Linked DNA regions of Homo sapiens: region 2 is linked to region 1. A link is an interaction called in ENCODE POLR2A ChIA-PET data of the cell type or tissue named here. Cell type or tissue: OCI-LY7. All regions are shown on one strand. Links, peaks and the distances in the headings refer to the core of each region. The heading gives the core; the rest is flanking DNA.

Region 1 (12,060 bases), core at 1,591-9,590:
CAGATGAAAAAAAATAAGTATCTAATAAACTGTGGTAAGATTAAGAAGGATAAGAGTGGAGTGGTTTAAGAATCACTTTAGATTGGTTGAACAGTGAAGGCCTTTGCAGGGGGCAAAGGTAAAACCACCTTTGTAAAGGTTATGACAGCGAGGGAAGTCTAGCATGGGTGACTCCATCTTGCCTCTAGCTTCACAGGCTGGCTGTCTTCACTCATTCCTGGACCCAGGTCAAACCAACTACGGGAAGAACTTAGTTTATAGTTAAACTTTGAAAGAAGGATGAGGGGGGAAGAAAGGAGGGGAAGTTCCCTCTTTAAAATGATCCCTTTCCTTGCTCAGGGACCAAAACCACCTTTGTGAGTCTAATGAAAAGCCACAAGATTAGGATTATGGGAGGGGTCTGAATTCGGCTAAAATGTAGGTGTAGCTAAACAATAACCAGCCATTGTCTACCAGCTTGCCTTTCTCTGATTCCTTGCTGCTCAGGAGTCATGTGACCAGAGGTAACAAGATTTGTGACTTTCCCTATTCTATCTATTGCTCCTATAGATAACATCACTATTGTAGAACCTAAGATTGATCTTTTGAGATATCTTCAGACCTGCACATCAAGCCCCTGACTGACTCCACTTGGACCTGGGACTCACAACTCAACCAGTCCTGTGGCCCCTACCCAGAGGAGGACTGAGTACATGAGGACCCTTTTTCACAGCCCTATGATTTTATCCCCCACCAATCAGTGGCACCCATTCCTTAGGCCCCTGACCACCCAATTATCCATAAAATCCCTAGCCTCTGAATTCTCAGGGAGGCTGATTTGAGCAAGAAAACTCCTGTCTGACCACTTGGCTAGCTCCGCATTAAACTCTTTTTCTACTATAATATCACAGTCTTGGTGAATTGGTTTTCTCTGTGTAGCGGGCAAGAAGAACCTATCAGGCAATTACAAAGGTGTAGGTACCAGCAAGGCAGAGAGGAGAGGAAGTGTTCTCAGTGGAGGGAACAGCCTCTGCAAAGGCCCTATGTCGGGGAAGAAGAGAAGGAGCTCGGTGTCCAAAAGAAAATGAGAAAGGGGAGGCCTGTGCTTCAGGAAAGAAGGAGTATGGATACATGAGGCTGGAAAGAAAGGCAGGGCTAGATTCTGCAACACCCTGAAGACCATGAGGACATGCGCAGCTCTCAGACCAGGTATGATGGGATGTTTTGTGTGGCTTTCAGTTGGAGAGTGATAGAATTGTGTGGTTTAGGGTGGACTGTATTTCCTTAAATTCTTGTTCTTTAAAGCAGACTTTTGTACCACTTGAGAGAATCTAGAGGGTTCTGTGTGCATTAGAAATCCTAACGATATCCTCATTGAGCTTGTAGACTAGTAGAGGAGGTTAAGAATGTGAATGTGTATAATCTAATCTAGAAGATAGAAAATCCCATGAAATAAAGTGGAAGCTCTAAGAAGGAAGAAAGCACTTCCAGCTACAGTTGGGGTTGGGGGAGGGTTGAACTCAGATAAGGAGCATTACTTAGTAGTGTTTATTAGTATTTACTAGTGTTTAAGAGCATATGAGGACACTGGCTCAGACCCATTGGGACATGCTTAATGTTGACACCTGTTAAATGGCACAGCTGGGGGACCAGGGCAGTGCTGCCCCAAACCCATCTTCTGTGTAAGAGCCACTCTGCCCTCAAGCTGCTTCCTGCACCGAATCTCCATTTCCTTCTAAAATGATTACTTTAAACCCCACATTATGGTATTTTTATAAGGAAAGCAGTGAGCTTAGTACCAGTACATAGTAGGCACTCAATAAATTTAGTCTTTCATCTGAGCCTCTAGTTCCTCAGGGAACAATCAGATGGGGGAACAATCCTTGCTAATCTCACAGAGGTTTTCAGGATCATATGTGCAAAGCGTCCTGCTATTTTTAATGTTCTGGGTTTAATGTCAGTTGTTATCTTAGTCCATTTGGGTTGCTATAAGACGATACTATAGACTGGGCAGCTTATAAACAAATTTATTTCTTACAGTTCTGGAGGCTCGAAAATCCAAGGTCAGGGTACTGGCAGATTCTGTGTCTGGTGAGGACCTACTTCCTGTTTCATAGACAGCTGTCTTTTTGCTGTGTTTTCACATGGCAGAAGCAGCCAGGAATATCTACGGGCCTTCTTTTATGAGGTCACCAATTCCATTCATGAGGTCTCCACTTTCATGACCTAATTACTGTCCAAAGGCTTCACCTCCAAATACCCTCACATTGGGGATTAGGTTTCAACATAGTAATTTTGGGGAGACACAAACATTGTCCATAGCATTCTTCCTCTGACGCCCATTAAATTCATGTCCTTTTCATATGCAAAATACACTCATTCTATCTCAATAGCCATAAACGTCTTAATTCATTCCAACATCAACTTTAAAGTCTTAAGTCCAAACTCTCATCTAAATATCATCTAAATCCAGTAGGAATGAGATTCAAGATACTGTTCATCCTGAGGCAAATTGCTCTCCAGCTGTGAACCTGTGAAACCAACATGTTATGTGGTTCCAAAATATAATTGTGGGATAGGTATAGGATTCCCATCCCAAAAGAGAGAAATAGGAAAGAAGAAAGGGATAACAGGCCCCAAGTAAGTCAAAACTTCAAAACGGCAAATAGTAGTAAACTTTAACATTCAAGAATAATCTTTTGTGACTTTATATTCTGCCCTTCAGGCCCACTGGGCAGAGCTACTCCCTTCCAGACCCACTGGGGTAGGGGTACTGCCTGCCAGACCCACTGGAGTGAGAGTCTCACCTTCTGGACCCATTGAGATGGCTGTGTTGCCCCCACGGCTTTGCCTAGCAGGGTTTGGGCCCCTGATGGCTCCAGGCAGCCCTGTCCCCCTACAGTGTCTCTGGTTCTTGCAACCATAGCTCTCTTGGGCTGGAATCATACACTGGTAGCTCTGCTGGTATGGAGCTGCTGGAGTAGGTGGGCATTGCCCTAATGTGGTCTTTCTGTGGTGGCCTCATAGTACTCACTGTGGCTCTTGTACTCTGGGCCTGTGATGGGTAGAGCAGCCCTGATGATTTCTGAATTGCTCTTTCCTTGTCTTTGATGATAGCTCTTGGCTTTTGTTTAGGTCACTGACTAATCTCACCATTGTCTTGAATAGCACCTGGCTTCTGTTGCGATGGCTGACCCATACTAATCTCCTTTATACATTGTCACTTTACCACACCCTTGGCATTCTCTCTAGATCATGTTTTCTCATTCTTTACAATATGAATAGGCTGAGAACTTTCTAAATCCTTAAGTTCTGCCTCCCTGTTGATGAACAATCTCATCTTTGAGTCATTTTACTGTAAGCAATCAGGAGGAGCCAGGCCACTTCTTGAACACTGTGCTTTGATATTTCCTCAGCCAAATATCCAGTTTAGTTGTTTGCAAGTTCTACCTTCCACAGACACTAGGACATGAACACAATTCAGCCAAGTTTCTTTCTTACAACTTTCTAACAAAAGTGGCCTTTCCTCTAGTTTCTTTATTTTTTGAGATGGAGTTTCGTTCTTGTTGCCCAGACTGGTGTGATCTCAGCTCACTGCAGCCTCCGCCTCCTGGGTTCAAGTGATTCCCCTGCCTCAGCCTCCCGAGTAGCTTGGATTACAGGCATGCACCACCATGCCTGGCTAATTTTGTATTTTTAGTAGAGATGGAGTTTCTCCATGTTGTACAGGCTGGTCTCGAACTCCTGACCTCAGGTGATCCACCCGCTTTGGCCTCCCAAAGTGCTGGGATTATAGGTGTGAGCAACTGTGCCTGATCTCCTGTAGTTTCTAATAATATATTCCTCATTTATGTCTGAGTCCTCATCAGAATGGCCTTTGCTATCTTAATATGTTTGTGTTGCTATGAAGGAACACCTGAGGCTGGGTAATTTATAAAGAAAAGATATATATTTGGCTCATGGTTCTGCAGGCTGTACAAGAAGCATGGTGCAGCATCTGCTTCTGATGAGGACTTCAGGAAGCATCCACTCATGGTGGAAGGCAAAGAGGAGCAGCATCACATGGCAAGGGTGAAAGCAAGAGAGAAAGAGGAGGGAGGTCCCAGGCTCTTTTTAACAATTATTTCTCATGGACATGAAAAGAGCAAGAACTCAACACTCAATTATTACAGTGAGAATGGCACCCAGCCAGCCATTCATGAGGGATTTGCTCCATGACCCAAACAGCTTACATTAGGCTCCACCTGCAACACTGGGGATCAAACTTGAGATTTGGAGGGGACAGATATTCCAACTATATTACTATCCAATTTCTACCAATATTGTGTTCAGGATTACTTAGGTATTCTCTAAGGCGATCAAAGCTTTCTCTATAGCTCTCTCCTTTTCTTTCTGGGTGCTCACCAGAATAGCCATAAAGATCCTTTCATGACAATCTAGGCTCTTGCCAGCATGCACATTCAGACTCGTCCAGCCTCTGTCCATTGCCCTGTTTCAAAGCTGCTTTTACATTTTTAGGTACTTGTCACTGCAGCACCCCACTTCTCAGTACCAATTTTCCATCTTATCGTGTTTGGGGCTGCTATGCAAAAATACCATAAACTGCCTGATAAACAACAGAAATGTATTTCTCATAGTTCTGAAGGCTAGGAAGTTCCAGGTCAAGGCACTGGCAGACTCTGTCTGGTGAGAGTCCCTTTTCACTAGGACATTTTTTCATTGTGTCCTCACATTGTGGGAACAGCTAGCCAGCTCTCTGTGGTCTCTTTTATAAGGGCACTAATCCCTTTGAGAGGTGAGTTAATGACCTAATTACCCCTGCCAAAGGCCCCACCTCCTAATACCATCATCTTAGAGGTTAAGATTTTGATATATGGATTTTTGGGGAGACACAGACATTTGATCTACAGCAGTTGTTGCTTTCTCTACTGGCTGAATGAACACTCCACTGCTTGTTTTGCTCTTACCACTCACTTGCAATGCCCAGATTCCCTCTGGAGTGTCAGCCATAGGCGGGCATGACTAGTTCACTCTTGTATCCCTTGTGCCTAGCTCAGGCCTTGGCACACTGCAGGTGTTCATGGCACGTTTAATGGATGAATGAATCAGTTAAATCAAGAAAGGAGCTGGGGGTACAGGGCCAAGCTGGTGCACTTAATGGAAGCTGTGTTAGGTCAGCCGAGTTGCAAAGTGATGCTTACAGTAAGAGTTAGTGCTATTAATACCATGAGGGAAGTGAGTATATTCCATTTCCTTTTGTTTGCTGCATAGAACCTACCACATTCCTGGATACACAGAAAATACTCAGAATGTGTCTATGAAACTCCCCAGGGAAACTGGAGGTAATGTGTCAATCTGCTGTGAAAGTGGCCCTGTTCTTGAGAAAGAGCAACATAACTAGACTCTGCACCCTGCCCGACCTGGTAGCCTGCTTATTTAGGGCCTTCTCTCTTTGTCTTCCTCTCTTTGTGCAAAGTGACTACACACATCTAAAGTCAGCTCTCCTCTGCAGCTGCAGGCTTGGCCTTGGTGGTGAGAGGATGTCATCCATCCCAGTGGCCCCAGGAGTCTCTCAGACCTGCAGTTCTGTGTTCTTCAGAGTGCTGCAGAATGGCCTTGGATCTGCCTTAAGGAAGTAAAAAAGGAGAGAGACAGGTATTGAGTGTGCACACTGCTGACTGTCTCGATGAGGGCCTGCATGGCTCTTCACTGGTCCTGAGCCCTGAGGCTCTTCCATGCCTGGCCTAGGTTTATCCTTAAGGACTGCCTCAGCCATGAGGCTTGTAGGCTCCAGAATCTCTTCTCTCTAAGGTCTGATTCCTCTCCCCTTGGTCCACAGGATTCACCCATGTTGCCCTTCAGAATAGGAGGCAACAGGGCTGCCTGAGGCCTGTGTTGCGCACTCAGCCAGAAATAAGCCTGGGGAGGCAGCAGGCAGCATCCTCAGGGGTTCGCTTTATGTCCTGGGGAGAAGCACAGAGAAGAGGGGCTGGGTGGTGAGCTGCTCAACCCTGAGAGGGGCTCAGGCCTGCAGCTGCTGCTCTCTGCCATGTGGGAGCCCAGGATACACCTGCAAACTAATTGAAATATGCTGCAAACTAATTGAAATATGTGATTTCCTGCCAGTCTACCTGGTCTCCAACTTGAGCAGTTTCTCCTTGCACCATTTTCTTCGTCTTGTGGTACGTGGAAAGTTGGCTTGTTGTTCTTTATGGCTCTGTGATTACCTACAGTTCTTCGGTGGTGGTTCCAAATCCTTTGCATCAGAGCGGTTCTCAGAGCAATACCTGGTAGAAATAGGCAGAGCAGAGGCTTGGGGTGATGAAGTTGTGCTCCTTCAGGGTGCTGGCATTGGGGGTACAAATTGGTGCAACATTTCTGGTGGGTATTTTGACCCCCTTGATTCTTTGATTCCATTTTTGTGGATCTATCTCATGGAAGTAAATAGACATTCACATACAGGTTTATATACAGGGATGTTCAGTGTGATTCAGGATGTTCAGTGATGACAAGGTTAAATAAATGGAAACATCCCCTTCCTCTAGGTGATTTCTGCTTGAACTCTTGCAGTATTGCGAGCCTGCCTACCAACTTTCTGAGGTAGCTTTCCTGTGTGGACAGCTCTTATGTCATGTTTGGGTTATCTTCCTTAGGTTGAGTCAAAAGGCTTTTTCTTGATAACTTCAACACGGTCTAGGTAGAATAGGTTCTGTCTGGTTCTGCTGTGGAATAGCATTGGGACACATTGGCTTACTACTCCCTGTGCTGACACAATTTTGAGCATCTTGTCTGTACAAGAGGGGCAGTTGAGTACCAACTGTATTGCCCAAAGTGGCCAGTGATAAACAGCTATGTTTGAGTGGCTGGGAACACGGGGCAAATGTGTGTGGAGGTGGAGGCTATCTGAGACCTTCTCAGAGAGGGCTGCTACTTGAGCTCACCTTTGGGAACGGATGGGGCATACCAGCAGAAGACAAGTGCTGGAGAAAACACAAGGCCTGGGGAGCTAGCCAGAGTTCTTGACTACCAATCCAGAAAATGTCCTACCAGTCAGGGCCACATAGGAGAGAAGGAGCTTCTCTGGGGCTCCGTCTCCTCTCCTCCAACACTGACTGTGAAGAAACTTCTTGAGCAGGGGATAAGTAATGGTGCGGATCTGGCTGTACCAGCCTCCTGTAGCGCTTTTGTGAATGACCCACCACTAATGTCTTATGGGGAATGGTGTTCAGCCTAAGCTCCTCACATGCCATGTCTCAATCAGGATCTAGCCTGTCTCTGTGTCTGTCCTGGCATCATGTCCCTGAAGCCACTTCTGCTTCATTTTACTGACTTGCTCCTTCTTAATGGCAATCACACCCAGCCCTCCCAGAACAGGGGGCTTTGCTGCTGGTGACCAGAAAACAATTACAGGTGTTTTCTTTCCCATGGGCACATCCCATGATAATTAATTGCCCTCAAGGAATGTAAGCAAGTGTTTTCCAAGATTAGAACAGCGAAGCTGATGGTGGAATGACATGTGCTTGTGCCAACCTTTGTATGCACACCTGAGCCTACAATTAGCTGGAATCTGTGCTTTCCCAGCTGCTCTGGCCCCTCCTGTGAAGAAGGAGGATTATGAATGCTCAGGCAGGAGATACCAAATGAAGTTCTCAGCCGTGGGTTTGCTTGATGAGTATTTGCTTTTTTCCAATTGGTGTGTCCATTGCTAAAGATTTCCTCTAAGGTCTCAGGGATAGAGATGGACCTCTCTTTAATGGGCCAATGAAAAAAGTAAAGTAGCAAAACAATAAATCAAACCAAAATGCCAAAGGTCAGTGGACAAAAGGAACAATTTCTTTTCTGACCCTTGTTAGTAAGAAATGGATTTTTAAAACAGAGCGCATCACTAACTATTATCCTAAGGGAATAAAAAAAGCTCAACTGTTCGTTTACATTTCCCTAATAGCTTGCAATTACACTGCTGCTTGGCACTTTTCCTTGGCAAAGCAGAATTTTAGTCAGAGCCTGAGAGTGCCTCTGTGTGTGTGTGTGTGTGTGTGTGCGTGTGTGTGTGTGTGTATAACTGCTTTTGCATGCAGGCCTCAGGGGCCTTGCTTGTTCAACAACTGAACTTTGAGGTAAAACCCCACTGGTGTCTGCCTCACAGATACCCTTAGTGTTACTGGGTGTGCTCTGTCACTCTCTTAATGGAAAGTGCAGACTGCAGTCTCATACCAGTTAGTAGACTTTACGTGGTCACGTCATCCTATTAGTCTTCATGATCTGGTCAGGAAACATGGAGGATATTGTGAGTTTAATGCTGGAAGTAGGTTTGACTAGTATCCTTGGACATCATATATATATATATAATCATATATAATACTGTTATATAATAACAGTATTATTTATGACATATAATAACATATACTAATAATTATATATAATTATATATTATATATTTAAAACCAAATATTTATAAAATATAATAATAGGGATAATAAGGATACTACTAATAGGGATAATAAGGATATTAGTATCCCTATTTTATATATGTATATAAAATACATACACACACACTTATATGATGTCCAGGAATACTGGTATCCCTGTTTTATAAATATATATGGAAACCAAATATATAATATATAATTTTATATATTATATATAATTAATGTCACTATATGTAATAAAGAATAATGTTCTATGTAATATAGAATATATTATATATAATATATAATAATACAAATTATATATTTAAATATATTATATATAAATTTGGTTTCACTTACAGGGAAACGTTGATTCAAGTAATGTTCCAAAGTGTGTGAATCACCAGAGATATGGATTGTGATCTGGCAAGTTCATTTTCTTCTTACTGTTTTCCCATTGGCCACATAATTTGCTCCTGGCATATTTAAATATAGCCTGGCTCATGGGATTCCTGAAATTAATAGCAAATGTCTTGCCACATAAATATTTTGTTGGAAAAGTTATCAGTCTGTGGATCTTTAATGTCTCAAAATAAGAATAAGAGCAAAAACAGTTAAGGTAACATCTTTTCTGAATAAATTTAGCTGTTCAGAGAAATTAAATATGATCATTATGTTTAATAATCATCCCATTTAATGTATGTTATGGGACGTACATTTAATGCAGTGCTAGCAGTATCTTTGAATTTGTTGCTCAATTTCTGGCTCATTCTAGGTAATTAATAAGTGTTTGTTGAAAAAGTAAAGACTGTAGAATCCTAACACATTTGGAATGTTTATACCTTCAGCTTTGATAGCTTAGCTTAAACAGGCCCTCAAAATATTAAGGTGGAAATTTAATTCAGATAGGATTGATCTCACCTCTTCATCTCCACTGAACTTTTGAGGACTGGTCAGGAAGATTTTATCTAGGTAACTCCTTTCTTCAGCCTCCTTCCTGCACTTGGGAGATCTTTCTCTGACTGTGACAACTTTGGTTTCTTTAAGCATTGCTGTAGAAATGCGAGACTGGCGGGCAGGTGTGAGTCCAGCAGCATGTATTTCTTTAGAAATTTTGAAAATGCATTTCCTTTTTAGATTTTGAACAATTTAGATCAGTGATACATGGTCGCAAGAGAATTGAGCAATAGAAAGGCATATAGAGTAACAAAGCAGCAGTTCTGTTTCATGTCCTCAATCCTACTTTTCTTGAGGGTGTGTTACACATTTGGTGTGTGCCTCTTTACTCATTTTCAATTTATTTGCACCTACTCATGCAGTGTTTTTGGAAATTCTCATTTGAGGCTGTTCAATCCTCTCATCTATGAAGAATAGATTCTCCTCAGCTGCCTTGGCCATTGTGCAGTCCAGGTGAGAGGTACATCGTGGAGTCCCAAGTTGAAATGAACCACAGTCTAGAGTTCAACATTCGGGTACACCAGAGAGATGTTCATGCTTTTGGAATTGCATGCATACCAGACACATATCCTTCTGGTGGGCCTGATTATGCTCTAAGACTTTTTAAATATGCACTTTTCCTAGGAGTTTTGAAGGTGCTTAAGAAACCTGGCTTGGGGCTGGTTTGGAAAGCATGCCCTGGGATGATGGCTCTCTACTTCTTCTGGGGCCTGCTTGTCTCTCCTGATATGAGCAAGTCTTGACCTGGATGTGTGGTGACCCTGGCTCTCGTTATCTGGGCCAAGCAAGACGGGGTGAAGCACATAAAGGTGCTGGTATTCCTGTGGTTGACCTCCCAGCTTGAATCAATGGATGCCCTCCACCCTGATGCTGAGGGCTTATCTTGTGGGTATGGGTCCTTCCCATTGCCCCACGTCTGCTTTCCCATGAAATCTCCCCAACTCACCACCTCCCTAACAGATTCTCTTGCTCTTCCTTGACTTTTCTTCCTCTTGGGAATGTTGAGAGGAGGAGATGGACAGATCAAATAAAGGGCTTGAAACAATGCCTGGTATGTTAAAGGAGCTGGACACATGTGAGCTATTATGGGTAGTAGTAACAGCAGTAGTAGCAGCAGTGGCATAATAAGGCCGCTTATAAGGCAGCTCAGTAAATGTTTAGCTGCTGTTATTGTTATTATTACATATTTGTCCTTTTAAATTTCAGCTTCTGTAAACAGCAAGTCTTTTGCACCATTGCGTGCCCAGTAGTGCTTGGGACACCCTCAGGCACACAGGAGTCACTCTCTTCAGTTCTCTTTGCCTTGTTAGGAAAACTGGACTCTTTGGACATGCTTTCACGTCTGGGATCTTCTTCATTTGGAACAGGAGGGAGACACGTGAGCCCACATACCCCACGATGGAAAATCTCTCTCGTGGGAGTCTCTTTCATCAGAGCTGCTTTTGTAAATGACACAGGCCATTATGCTCTTCCTGTGTAATTTTATGACTTAGTATAATGACTCAAATAACCCTAACAACAGAGGAATTATAGCATCGTTTTACATGACAGATTATTTCAATGGTTAACATGTTTTTCATTTCAATTAACATTCATTATTTTGTCTCTGGTTCAAAATAGCCACTATGTTAACTATCTGCTTTAGAAGCAATTAGTTTTGATTTGGCAAACAAATTCATTATTTTTGAATAGGCGATTTGATAGTAACATGAAAGTAAAATGCATGTAATCCTTCTGTGCCAGGAAACAAAGACTCTTATTATTGGAGAGGGATCATTCTCTGGTGGATTCTTCATCCCTTTGAGCTGACAGGTCTCTGTCTTAGAGATGTGATAAGAGAACAAAGACAGGACAGAAAAGAAGGTCCAGTTACTAGGACTGGTTATGTATGCCTTATTTTTTCGATCTGTAAAATGGGTTTATTAATAGCATTTACCCTCAGAGTAGTTGCTATGTGTGAGGAATCAGGGAGATGCGTTCAGGGCAATTAGACCGGCATGTAGTAGCCACACGAAACAAGTTGACTGCTGCTGCTGGTCTTCATTATCTGGAATTGCTTTACTCCTTCAGCAGCTGTTCATATGCAGAGCGAAAACAGTTTTATCTAAAGTTATACAAACATGGTAGATGGCAGAGTGTACTGAGTAAAATGAATGGCCCTCCTTCAGTGACTGAAAGAAAAAGTCAGCAATTCTACACGTTTTTAGCAGCTACTTTCCCCATTATTAAAATATTTTTGACACAGATTGTTGAATTTCATTCAGCAGGATTATGTCAGGAAATTTACACCTGTACATGTATTTATTGCTAAAATAAAATTACTCTGTCTTGCCACCTGCTTGCTGTCGGCCCTGGCTATGGCCCCATTATGCCATGGTCAAGTGAAATGCTGGGTCACATTGATGTCTTCAAGGACTCCCTTGGTGTCCCCTGTGGGGGAGGTCACAGGGTATGGGTTGGTGAGGGTGGGGATATCTTAGTGGGGTCCTGTCTAAAGCAAGAGTGGGAAACACTGACGTGCGGAGTTGAAGGTTAAGGTTGACATTCCCAGGAACCAGGACAGGAGCACCTTGAAGAGAGGGGTTATGACCTGGGCAGTCCATCTTGCTTGTAGCTGTTGCCATCTTAAAAGATTGTGCTTATAGTCCTGTCAGCCACTCATGGAGAGTTGTTCTTGTAAATAAGATGAATGTGAATAGATTTGTTTCAATACTAT
Region 2 (12,060 bases), core at 1,381-9,380, 68 kb after region 1:
AGGACAGCTCCTTCTTTTCTTCTGTTGGCACAGATTAGATCAGAAGGGATGTGGCTCCAGCCTAAGAAATTATGGAGAAGGCTGTGGAACTGTTACCCACTTCCTGGCCTGACATGAGCTGGGAGGTAGGAGCAGGATGGGGGCAGGTTTGGTGCAGGAGGGGAGGAAAGAGAACTGCAAGTTTTTCCAACAGGGCATGCTAAAGAGGAAATAACAACTTCCCTCCAGCTGAGCTATTTAGAACAGTAGAAAAATAGTCTACAGTGATTTTCTTTTCTCAAACGGTGTTTTCAACCCGAGGGCTAGATTCTGGGGGAAACTGTCTTGGGTTGACAGACGGTTGTCCAATTCCATTACTTATCACAAGTGGAGCTGGAAACGTGGATAAAAGGGAACAGGAGGCGGTGAAAAAGGGAATGGGGTAAGGAGTTCCTCCTAGCTGTAATGTCTCAATGGAAAATTCCTGAAAGAATCCTGCTGCAGAGGCTCCTAGAAAAATAGAGATTTATCTTTGCATCCAGGAAAGAACATTTTTGTTTAATGCCCGTTGTGTAAGAGAGTGAAAGCCTTGGGCTTGCAAACTTGGAATTTAAAAGCAGTTTATACTAACCTTTCGATACATATTCAGCTTCATTCACTTGTCATTCAGTACTACATTTGGGTCAGAAATTAAGCACATAAAGGAATATTTTTTAGGGCCTTGTTATTCTAAATGTCATGACCTTAAAAAAATGCTTGAGAATTAAATTGGCAACTGCATCAAAGAAGAAAAATTCATTTGTCAGGACTCTGAGGTAACTGCTGACTTTGACTTTGATCTCAGATTCTTCCTCTTCTGTGAGTTCAACTCTGGGAAAGTGCACCACAGGTTTTCCTGGTCCTCTGAAGTCTATTTGATAGCAAGTGATTGGGGAAAGCTAAAGGTGAACAGAGAAAGAAGGATAAGCTGAGGCAAAGGGTAGCTGCGGTCGGAACCAGAGTTCAGTGAACGGGATAGAGGTTTGTGCTAGAAATTAATGGCTTTGATAGTTTGCCCAGACAGCACTCTTATCCTGCACTTACTGTTTTTTTTTTTATGTACAAAATTAACATACATTCTTTTTATTTTAACTTTTAGTTTTAGGGGTATAAGTGCAGGTTGGTTCTATAGATAAATTGCATGTCATGAGGGTTTGGTGTACAGATTATTTCATTTCCCAGATAATAAGCATACCCAATCGGTAATTTTTTGATCCTCACCCTCCTCCCACACTCAACCCTCAGGTAGGCCCTGGTATCTAGTGTTCCCTTCTTTGTGTCCATGTATACTCAGTGTTTAGCTCCCATTTATAAGTAGGATGATGCAGTGTTTGGTTTTCTGTTCTTGCATGAGTTTGCTTAGGATAATGGCCTCCAGCTCCATCCATGTTGCTGCAAAGGATATGATCTCACTCTTTTTTATGGCTATGTAGTATTCTATGGTACATGTGTACCACATTTTATTTATGCAGTTTACCACTGATGGGCTTTTAGGTTGATTGCATGTCTTTGCTATTGTGAATAGTGCTGTGATGAACAGACGTATGCAGGTGTCTTTATGGTAGAACAATTTATATTCCTTTGGGTAAATACCCAATAATGGGATTGTTGGGTCAAATGGTAGTTCTCTTTTAAATCCTTTGAGAAATTGCCAAATAGCTTTCCACAGTGGCTGAACTAATTTACAGTCCCATCAGCAGTATATAAGTGTTCCCTTTTCTCTGCAGCCTTGCCAGCATCTGTTATTTTTTGACTTTTTAATAATAGCCATTCTGAATCATGTGAGATGCTATTTCATTGTCGTTTTGATATGTTTCTCTAATGATTAGTGATGTTGAGCATTTTTTCATATGCTTGTTGGCCATGTATATGTTTTCTTTTGAAAAATGTTCATGTCCCTTGCCCACTTTTTAAGGGAGTTGTTTGTTTTTTACTTGTTAATTTAAGTTCCTTATAGATTCTGGCTATCAGACCTTTGTCAGATGCATAATTTGCAAATATTTTCTCCCATTCTGTGGGTTGTGTATTTACTCTGTTGATGTCTATTTACTCTCTTTTGCTATGCAGAAGCTCTTTAGTTTAATGAGGTCCCATTTGTCAATTTTTGTTTTTGTTGCAATTGCTTTTGGCATCTTTGTCATAAAATCTTTGCCAAGGTCTATGTCTAGAATGGCATTTCCTAGGTTTTCTTGAAGAGGTTTTATAGTTTTAGGTTTCGCATTTAAGTCTTTAATCCATCATCCCAGTTTGGTTATTTATTTATTTTGCATTTACCTTCAATTATTTCTATATGCATATAATAATTTTTTAACTTTACTCATCCATAATTGGGATTATATTCTACATAATGTTTTGCACCCTGCCTTTTATATATCATACATATATTTTCACGTAAGTACATGTAGACCTATCTAGATATGTGTGTATTTGCCTGTCTGTCACCAGCTAACCTGCCTGCTTCCTTGAACTCCAGACTTAAATATGTAATGACTACTTAGCATTTCCACTTGGATGCCCCTAGGCATATCAAGCTTAATGTCTAAAATCAAACTTTAAGACATCCTTGTCTTGTATTATAATAGCTTCCTAATTGATCTCCTGGTCCTTACCTTCTTTTTTTTGCACATGGTAGTCCAGCTGATTCTGTAAAATGTAAATCAGATTATGTAGTCCCCTGTTCAAGACACTCCATCTTGTTAAGATTAAGAGGAAAAGTTAAAGTCCTTTCAGTGACCTGCAAGGCAACATGCTCTGGTCCTCTGTTACGTGTCTGTCCCCATCTTTTGCTGCTCTGATCCTTGTGTGCTCAGCTCCAGGCACACAGGTCTCCCTGGAGCTCCTCAAATGTGCCCTTCTCACCACTGCCTCAGGGCTTGGCACTGACCATCTCCTAGGCCAGGACCCTCTTCCCCAGACATCCATGGGGCCACTCCGTCAACCACCTCTTTAAATCTTTGCACAAATGTCACCTTCTCAGGAAACCTTCCCCTGAACTTCCTACCTACCTTCTCCTATTTATTTTTCTCTGTATCATTTATCACCTTCTAATATATTCGTTTGCTTACCTTTTTTCTTTATTGTCTATCTTGCCCAAGTAGAATGGAAGTTACAGGAAGTCTTTTTGTCTAGATTTTCAATGACTGACAAATGTCAAATGAATCTACTTCATTCTTTTTAAAATGTTGTCCATTGTACATATGTACCATAATATACAATGTTTAAAATAGTAAACAGATGATTTATGGCACAAGATAGTCTGTATAAAGTGCTTAATTTGTGAATTGTGCTAAGCACTTTATACATATGTTTAATCCCCCTAACAGCCAAATAATGTTATCTCCTTTGCTGGTGAGAAAATTTGAGATTTGGATCTGTTCAGTACCTTGCCTAAGGCCACACAGATAATAGATGACAGAACAGGGATCTGAAACCTTTTCTGGAACTTGTGCTCTTACCCTTACATTATACTGTGTTCTTAACCTAAATTCAATGTCCACTGAAAGGTCGGGCTTCCTTTGAAAAAAGAAAAAGTGCACACCCCACTCTTCCACACGTGTCCATCCGCACACTTTAAGCTAAATTTTCCCATGCTTTCGGTACTCAGAGAATATAGCCCTTTACGAGATCACAGCCTTCACTGATGGGATTTTTCCAAAGTGAAAGAATTAATGTCCTCACACATTTTCTCCTGTCTTTTTCTCAAGCAGGCTTAGCTCTCTGAAGTTTATCAAAACACTGGCATGGGCTCATTGTTCATCACCATATTATGCTTTTCTGATAGCTACAAGTTTCCAACCTAGCTCTTAAAGATAAAAATTCATTTGTAATCTGTCCTGAGGTTGACTGTTCTTCCATTGCCCTGCTATCCATTACTGTGAAAAGAAAAGACAGCATTACAATAAAAAATAAATTGAAATTATCACCAGACGAAAGTAAGTGGCTTCCACCCCACAAAGCAGACTGCTTAGTGAAATGTTGGTAGGCCTCTTTCCTAGATCCAAGTGGTGTATTGGGAGCTAGGCCTTTGACAGGGCAGAGAGCAAAGAAAGGTGTGGCCCCAGTCCAACAGGTGTAGTAAGAATCAAATGAGCTCAATTTTAGCTATAAAAGTAGAGTTACAGTTCACAAAATATAACTTTTATCATCATTGTCATATCAATGATGATGATTCTCTGTTTGAAAACCCAAAGTGGCAATTACATATAAAGCAGGAATGTCACTTTGATAATTTAACTTGAGGAATATATAATGATGCCAGATAAAGCTCAGAATCAATAGTTGGTTGAATGTATAGTGATAGATGTTCAGGTTGGTTAGAGCTGCAACCAAAACACAAACAACCATCCAGCTCTCTCCTTATTCTGAAGAGACTGAAGTAAAAGAGGGAACTGAGATGTGTTCAAATCACAAAGAAGTAATTAGAGTAAAACCCTGTGTTCCTCTCCTAGTCCCAGAAAGGTCACCTCTAAGGCCCTCCTGCTTGAAAAGAGTGAGCAGCGCTCTATGGCAAGAGAAAAGACCTGCTGACACAGTAGGAGATCTGGTTATGAATCTTATTATTTCAAGGCTTAGAATGAGCTTAAAGCAGCAATAACTTCAGAACAATTTAGGGGAAGTACTGGGAGGGTGAGGAACAGTGATATTAGTAGAGAGGAGACCATAGGGTCTGCATAATGTGGGAAGCCCTGCTTTCAAGTTTCCCAGTGATGTAGTAGCAGGTCTTCCTGGAGGCAGGTCCTTCATACTTGCGTAAATTTTACCATGTAGAAGGATCTTGAATGAACAAACCTAGCCCACCTGTTGCATAGCAGTCGGTGGTGGGGGGAGGGTCTCAAGAAGGTAGTTACATGTGCCTGTCTCCTCTCATCCTAGCCAAGAGAGCACCAATTTACTCTGGACTCCTTGGCCTTACTATGTTTGGTCCAAGCTTGAGTCTGCTAAATGGCTGTTGCCACCAAGTCATGTGTGGAAGTGGAGTGAGGCTGTCAACCAAGTAGATCTCCTGGGCTTCACTCAAAAACAGATGTGATCATAGCCGCAGCCAAGAAATACTCCGGAAAATGACTTGCAAAAAAACTAAGTTAAAAAAAAAAATAAAAGTCCTTTTTTATGAGGGCTACTAATCCTATGGAACTACCCCTGAGAAGTATTACAGAGGCTGAAGAGGCCTAAATCTCTCTCCCTGTATCTCCCAAAATCTTAGAATTTAGGATATTATATCCTAAGCCAGGCCAGTCACCAGGGAGTTTTTGCACTCCAGGACAGTAGCTTGGAGTGGACGGCATCATGTCCCCTTACTCCCTTGACCTCATCTAAATCCAGATCTCAGTCTATGACCTGGTTCCTTTAGGGTAGGATACTGCTGGTTCTCCCCAGCCTCCAGGATCTGGCATCTGTACTTCCCATAGACCCCCTGTCCCCCACCCCCACATGGTTGTGTAGCTGCAACAGCGTCCCCTCACCTGCCAGACTTCTGTCTGTGATTCACACCTGCCAGCCTGTCTTGTCCACCAGGGTCTTCAGCTCCAGCTTTTCCTACAGCCTGTTGGCTGCTGTGTGTACCATGCCCAGGACAGTGCATGGCACAGATTAGACTGACTTCAATCATTTGTGGAATGAAGTAACTGAGGAAATGTATAGGGTCTTACTGTTTTCCAGGCACATTTATGTACTTGAGATTTTGGTGGTCCCAGCCCTTGGAAAAGTTGGGTTTTGTAGGTGACTTAGGTCCCGAAGTCAAAGAGGCAGGTTCCTCCACCTGAAGGTACTTGTCTATGTACTTCCCTACATGGGTCATTCTGGGGCACGACCTCAGGCTAACAGGTAACTGCTGTGCGTTTCTGGCTCCTCTGCACTGGGAAGATGCCATCATCAGAAGCAAGCTCAGGCAGTCTGTTCTTTCCCTACAGCCCACCTCCCTGACTAGAGAGAAGGGCTCAAGGTGTCTCAAGAAGCAAGTATTTTTGCCTTGATGACAGAGGTGTAGCATCCTGTGGTATAGAACATTCTGTTTAGTGTTTCCTTGTGCCCTTGTGAGAACACAGAACATTTATAGCCAGAGGAGGGAGTATCTGGAGATTACAAGCATTTGTTCTCTTTTGAGTGAAGAGCTCCTGTTATAAGAATTATACATAGTTCTGTGTTGTGAAATAGTTGGCTTAATATCTGATTACCATTGTGCCCAAGAGGAAACTTGCCTACTTGGGGAAAGCATAGTGAGTTAAAATAACACAGATCTGTTACTTCGTGTACCTTGCTTCTCAAGGCCTCTGAGCTATATTTAAAATTTAAAGCTTAAAACAATACCCCCAGAGGGTTTTTTTTGCCCTAAAATTGAGGACAGTGACTGGGTCTGTTGGTAATGAGTAATGTATCTTCATCCATTCAGCTGTCCATCCAGCCAGCTGGCATTTATTAAGTGCCTGTTCTGTGCCCAGGTCCTATGCTCTTTCTCCCTTAAGTGGGATAACAAGAACTCTTAGGACCAGATACAACCACAGTGTGTTGCTCATGGGTCTGCATATGGAGCTCACTTATGTCTCAGGGTAATAATTGTGTCGAGCTGAGCTGTTTTCCATGTCTTTATAGAGCAGAGTTTATAAGTCCAGGACTCCAATAATTTTTATTGCTGAGTACGTTTCTATAATTTTGACATACTACCATTGTGGTCTCTGTGGTCAGAAGAACTAGGTTTCATTTCATGTGGTTGAAACAAGGAAACCTATTTAAAAATACAAGTGATTCTATTACATTTTGGACCTTATGTACTGGCACTGTAAACTCATTAGATTGTGACCTTCTAGAAAGCAGGGATTATGTCTAATTTATCTTTATATCCCCAGCATAGGATCTGTCGAATGTATGGTCACCACTAAGTGTAAATATTAATTTGTAATATGTCTGTTACAAATTTAATTAGAGCAATACTTAATAAATATCTAGATTAAATTAGTGCATTTCTGCTTCCTATTATGAGTTGTTTATTCTCCATATGGCAGAGACTGACCTCCTTCTTGGTTTACTCCAAGACTTCTGATTCAAGTTGGCCTCTAAATTCTCTGGGTGGCTTTCCTTGTTGGCGTTCTGTGATAACCACACTGACTCCTTTGTCCTCTGGGGCCCTGTGCACCTGGTTTGTTGCCTCCTTGTCCCATGAGCAGCAGCTAAGGGACATCACAGTGTGGCCTCTGCCACATGTGCTGCCTTTGCTTTCTGTCTTGTACAGGAAGACTCCTGTCCCCCTGACCTTCCATGAGCCTAACTCTGTATCTTCAAGGTTTAGGCAAACTTGTTTGCACTTGTCTATTATTTGCCTTCAATTATATATGATAAGACTTGTTGAGAGGGAGTCTTATACACTAGAAAATGCATTGCCTGTGGAACCAGGCAATTGTAAAGTTGAATTCTAGCCCCAGAACTTGCTAGCTATGTGGCTTTGGGCAAGCTACTTAACTTCTCTGAGTCTCAGTTTTCTCATCTGTAAAAACAGATAGATAGGCCTATCTTGTGAGGTTATTAGAATGAAACAAATTAATTGAGATAATTATGAAAGTGGCTGGTTCTAAAAGGTGCTCAATGTATACCATTTTCCTTCCTTTTTTAATGTGTGTGCATGCGCATGCACACACACATACACACAGACATGGATCTGCTCTTTGTACAATTTGACAATACCAGCCTTCCAAAAGACCTTGGAATTCTAGAATTAGTCTTGTAGACATGTAGCAGAGACACTGTTAGTTGTCTAGCCCATAGCCATTTGATTCTGGTTTTCTTTGAGGAAGAATAAGCTCACCTGCATTCTTATTTTCCCAGTCTCTTCCAGCTGAGGATGTGGCCCTGTGATTCAGTTCTGGCCCGTGAAATGCAAGTAAAGTCTTCTAGAGATTTCTAAGAAAGCTTTTGCTTTTATAACAAACAGGGACAGGCAGAGCTTGTGCTGTGTTTTATCCTTGCAGAGGTGTGAGTGGAGCTGCAGCAGCCCTTTTGTAGCCACAAGATGCCAAGCCTAAAGCTTCAGACCCACCCCCCACCCATTAAGGATGACTGAGCCGAAGCCCAGAAAGAACCTGGGTCCCCAGTGGCACTATGGAGTAGCTGAAGCAACATTGTGACTGCCTTTCTTCTGATTTCTTGTGTCACAAAGTAAATCCCCATGAATTTATGCCACTGTTAACTAAGCTTTCTTATTTGCAGCTAAACACATTTTCTAATGGAGATAGAGCACATCCTTTTTACAGGCAATATTGGTGCAAGGTCAGAAGTTGTCAAGGTGCCAGGAACAATGGCAACTTGGTATCTAGGGGAGGAGGAGACCAGAGATGGCCTCAGGAGCCATCTCTGGTTTACTCCAAGACTTCTGATGCAAGTTGGCCTCTACACTCTCTGGGTGGCTTTCCTTATTGGCTTTCTGTGATAACCACAACTGACTACTTTGCCCTCTGGCGCCCTGTGCACCTTGGTTTGTTGCCTCCTTGTCCCTGAGCAGCAGCTAAGGGACATCACAGTGTGGCTCAGAGGTCATGCTTCTTGTCTCAGGAGCATGTAGTTCCTAGAATTAGCTAAAGGGCTTAGAATGTCCTGGAGAGGGAATATTTGACCTATGGTTATAAATCATGTGTTCCTCATGCCTTGGAAAGACAGAAAAGGGAGCAGAAAAATTGTCCCATGGTACCAGCCAACAAGGCATGCTGGACCAGAACACCCTGTGCCTGCAGTTGGACAGAAGAAACCACCTAACTGGAGAAGACAGTTATGTGATGGAAGACAGGAGACATAGGCTCATTTAAAATGAGCATTAAAAAAAAATAGGAGTTATACATATTTATTATAGAACACTTAAAAATACTGCAAAATACAAAGAATAAATTTTTAAAATTACCCAGCCTCCCAAACTGAATATAATAAAATACTATTTAAAAATCTTTACTATTAGCTTAATAATACTTAATTATATTCCCATATCATCAATTATTCTTTTAAAAACTGATTTTTAATGGCTGCATGGTGTTCAATTCTATAAAAGTACTATAATTATTGTAACTAGTCCTTTATTATTGAACATTTAGCTTCTCTAATTTATAGTTATAAATACTGATTTTATGAACAACAATGTATATTAATTTTGCACACACCTTAATTATTTTCATAGGATGCATTTTTAGAAGTAGAATTTCTGGGTAAAATGGCTTGTATACTGTAAGTCTTCTGTTACATACTAGCAGAAATTCTTTCAGAAAAGATGTGCCACAAGTGATGTGTAGGAATGCCTAGTCAGAGGACCACTGTCATTTTTGGATACTATAATTTTTAAAAGAATTTTTCCACTTTGTGGGTTAAGAAAAAGGTAGCTTTCTTAGCAGGGATTTAGTTTAACGGTAGGTGACTGACACTCCTGAACCTAAATAACAGTGGTTTAAACAAAAGAGGGTGTATTTCATTTTCACATAAAATGAGTCAAGTGGTAGGAAGTCCAGGGCTTGTATGAGGCAACCTCAATCATAAGGGAACCAGGCTCCACTCTTGTTGCTCAAACAAGTCTGCCTCATGGTCCAAGATGTCTGCTAGAGCTCCAGCCATTCCAGCTTTAGTCCAGTCAGTGGGAAAAATTGAAGAGCAAAGAAGGGCACCCCTTTCTTTTGAGCAGACCTCTGTGAATTTGGATACAGTTCTGCTTACATCTCAATGGCCATCTCAGTCTGAATTTAGTCTGAGTACAGTCACGCATGGTCCTACCTAGATGCTGGGGAGTACAGAGTTTTCAGGTCAAAAGCAGTAAGCCAGCAGAAAATCAAGGTTCTCATTACTAGGCAGAAGAATGGGTCTTGGGAGACAATTATCTGACTCCTACACATTTTGATTTCTTACTTCTTTGATCATACTGGAGGTTAAAGGTGTGTATGTGTGCGTGTATGCTATTTGTAATTATTTTTAAAATGCCCTATATCCTTTATGATTTCCCTTTTAGGATGCTGATTTTTTTTCTCAATAGTTTCTCAGGTTATTCTTTTATATCCTTAATTTGATATGAATTCTTCATATGTAGTTCACTTTTCCCCCAATATGTCATTTGTTTTTAACAGTGGTTTCTGATGAACTAAGATTTTGAGGTTTTTATCCAGTCAGGTCCATCATTCTTTTTGTTTAGAATTTCTGGCATTGATATGTGTTTATAAATCTCTGTCTTACTCTGAGACCAGATAAAATTTCACCTATGTTTCTATTTTGTTCTGTCATGGCTTGAATTTTTCATGTTTGATGCATAAGGCCAGTGGCATTCAAACAGGAAGAAATCATTTCTACAGTAAGCCAATACCCAAAGCTTTCACCAGGCAGCGCCCTTACTCTGTAAGACATGCCCTGTTTTCTTTTCTCTGCTATCATACCTCATGTTTGGGAAAGATTTTTTGAGGACCCATTCGTAGATTGCAACTCGTAGTTGGAAAAGTACTACTAATAATCAGTCTCATACTTTTTGGGGTATAATAGGAAAACTGAAACTGTATTTTGTGTGTGTGTTTTAAATAGCCAGTTCAAAAAATGACTTTTACTCAATAATTCATTTTTCACCTAACAAGTTATCCGCTTTTTCATATTTTTTCATGGGTATTCTTATCTATTCTCTCCGACGATATTCAAAATCATTTTGAAAACTTTAAAGAAATGATATTTAGATTGGATTTACAAAGTAATTGGAGAAGAATTGATAACTTTAGAGTTAAGTTGTTGTTCCATCTGGAAATGTGGCACACATCTCTCCAAGCCTCCTTGGAAAACGTCTGCAGTTTTCTTTCAGAATACGGGAGTATTTCTCATTACATTTATGACTAGAGAGTCAATGTTTGAGATTGCTTTTTGTGAATGAAATCTGTTTTCCATTTTTGTTAAAATGACTATTTCTTTCAAATAGGAAATCTTGATTCTGACAGTTTTTAGTTTATCATTTTGGATTTTCTTTAGAAAATGATATCATCTGCAGATAATGGGCATTTTTATCTTCCTCTCTAAAGTAAATTTTAAGAAATAGTCATTTATCAAGATGGCCGAATAGGAACAGCTCCGGTCTACAGCTCCCAGCGTGAGCGACGCAGAAGACGGGTGATTTCTGCATTTCCATCTGAGGTACCGGGTTCATCTCACTAGGGAGTGCCAGACAGTGGGCGCAGGCCAGTGGGTGCGCGCACCGTGCGCGAGCCGAAGCAGGGCGAGGCATTGCCTCACCTGGGAAGCCCAAGGGGTCAGGGAGTTCCCTTTCCGAGTCAAAGAAAGGGGTGACGGACGCACCTGGAAAATCGGGTCACTCCCACCCGAATATTGCGCTTTTCAGACCGGCTTAAAAAACGGCGCACCACGAGACTATATCCCACACCTGGCTCAGAGGGTCCTACGCCCACGGAATCTCGCTGATTGCTAGCACAGCAGTCTGAGATCAAACTGCAAGGCAGCAACGAGGCTGGGGGAGGGGCGCCCGCCATTGCCCAGGCTTGCTTAGGTAAACAAAGCAGCCGGGAAGCTCGAACTGGGTGGAGCCCACCACAGCTCAAGGAGGCCTGCCTGCCTCTGTAGGCTCCACCTCTGGGGGCAGGGCACAGACAAACAAAAAGACAGCAGTAACCTCTGCAGACTTAAGTGTCCCTGTCTGACAGCTTTGAAGAGAGCAGTGGTTCTCCCAGCACGCAGCTGGAGATCTGAGAACGGGCAGACTGCCTCCTCAAGTGGGTCCCTGACCCCTGACCCCCGAGCAGCCTAACTGGGAGGCACCCCCCAGCAGGGGCACACTGACACCTCACACGGCAGGGTATTCCAACAGACCTGCAGCTGAGGGTCCTGTCTGTTAGAAGGAAAACTAACAACCAGAAAGGACATCTACACCGAAAACCCATCTGTACATCACCATCATCAAAGACCAAAAGTAGATAAAACCACAAAGATGGGGAAAAAACAGAACAGAAAAACTGGAAACTCTAAAACGCAGAGCGCCTCTCCTCCTCCAAAGGAACGCAGTTCCTCACCAGCAACGGAACAAAGCTGGATAGAGAATGA

Evidence for each region. ChIA-PET counts read pairs that join two places held together with the same protein. Peaks named below come from ENCODE experiments on the same cell type or tissue, not always from the same donor. Only the 100,000 strongest peaks of a DNase experiment are listed, where the experiment ranks them.
Region 2: POLR2A ChIA-PET joins it to region 1 with 12 read pairs; 2 of 35 experiments call an interaction of 5 or more read pairs at or near these places.

What each region holds. Positions count from the first base shown.
Region 1 is chr5:137,118,218-137,130,277 of GRCh38, reverse strand. All of the region lies in intron 4 of SPOCK1 (SPARC (osteonectin), cwcv and kazal like domains proteoglycan 1), which reads left to right. LOC105379192 (a long non-coding RNA gene) reads right to left here and starts at 2,081. Exons shown (of 2, transcript NR_134246.1): 1 at 2,018-2,081. In OCI-LY7, for the core only: no CTCF peak of the experiment used is centred there; a DNase peak (open chromatin) is centred at 5,477.
Region 2 is chr5:137,049,649-137,061,708 of GRCh38, reverse strand. All of the region lies in intron 6 of SPOCK1 (SPARC (osteonectin), cwcv and kazal like domains proteoglycan 1), which reads left to right. Among named protein-coding and RNA genes, the nearest start is that of CTB-1I21.1, 320 kb to the right of the region's middle. RefSeq lists an enhancer at 11,277-11,905. In OCI-LY7, for the core only: no CTCF peak of the experiment used is centred there; no DNase peak of the experiment used is centred there.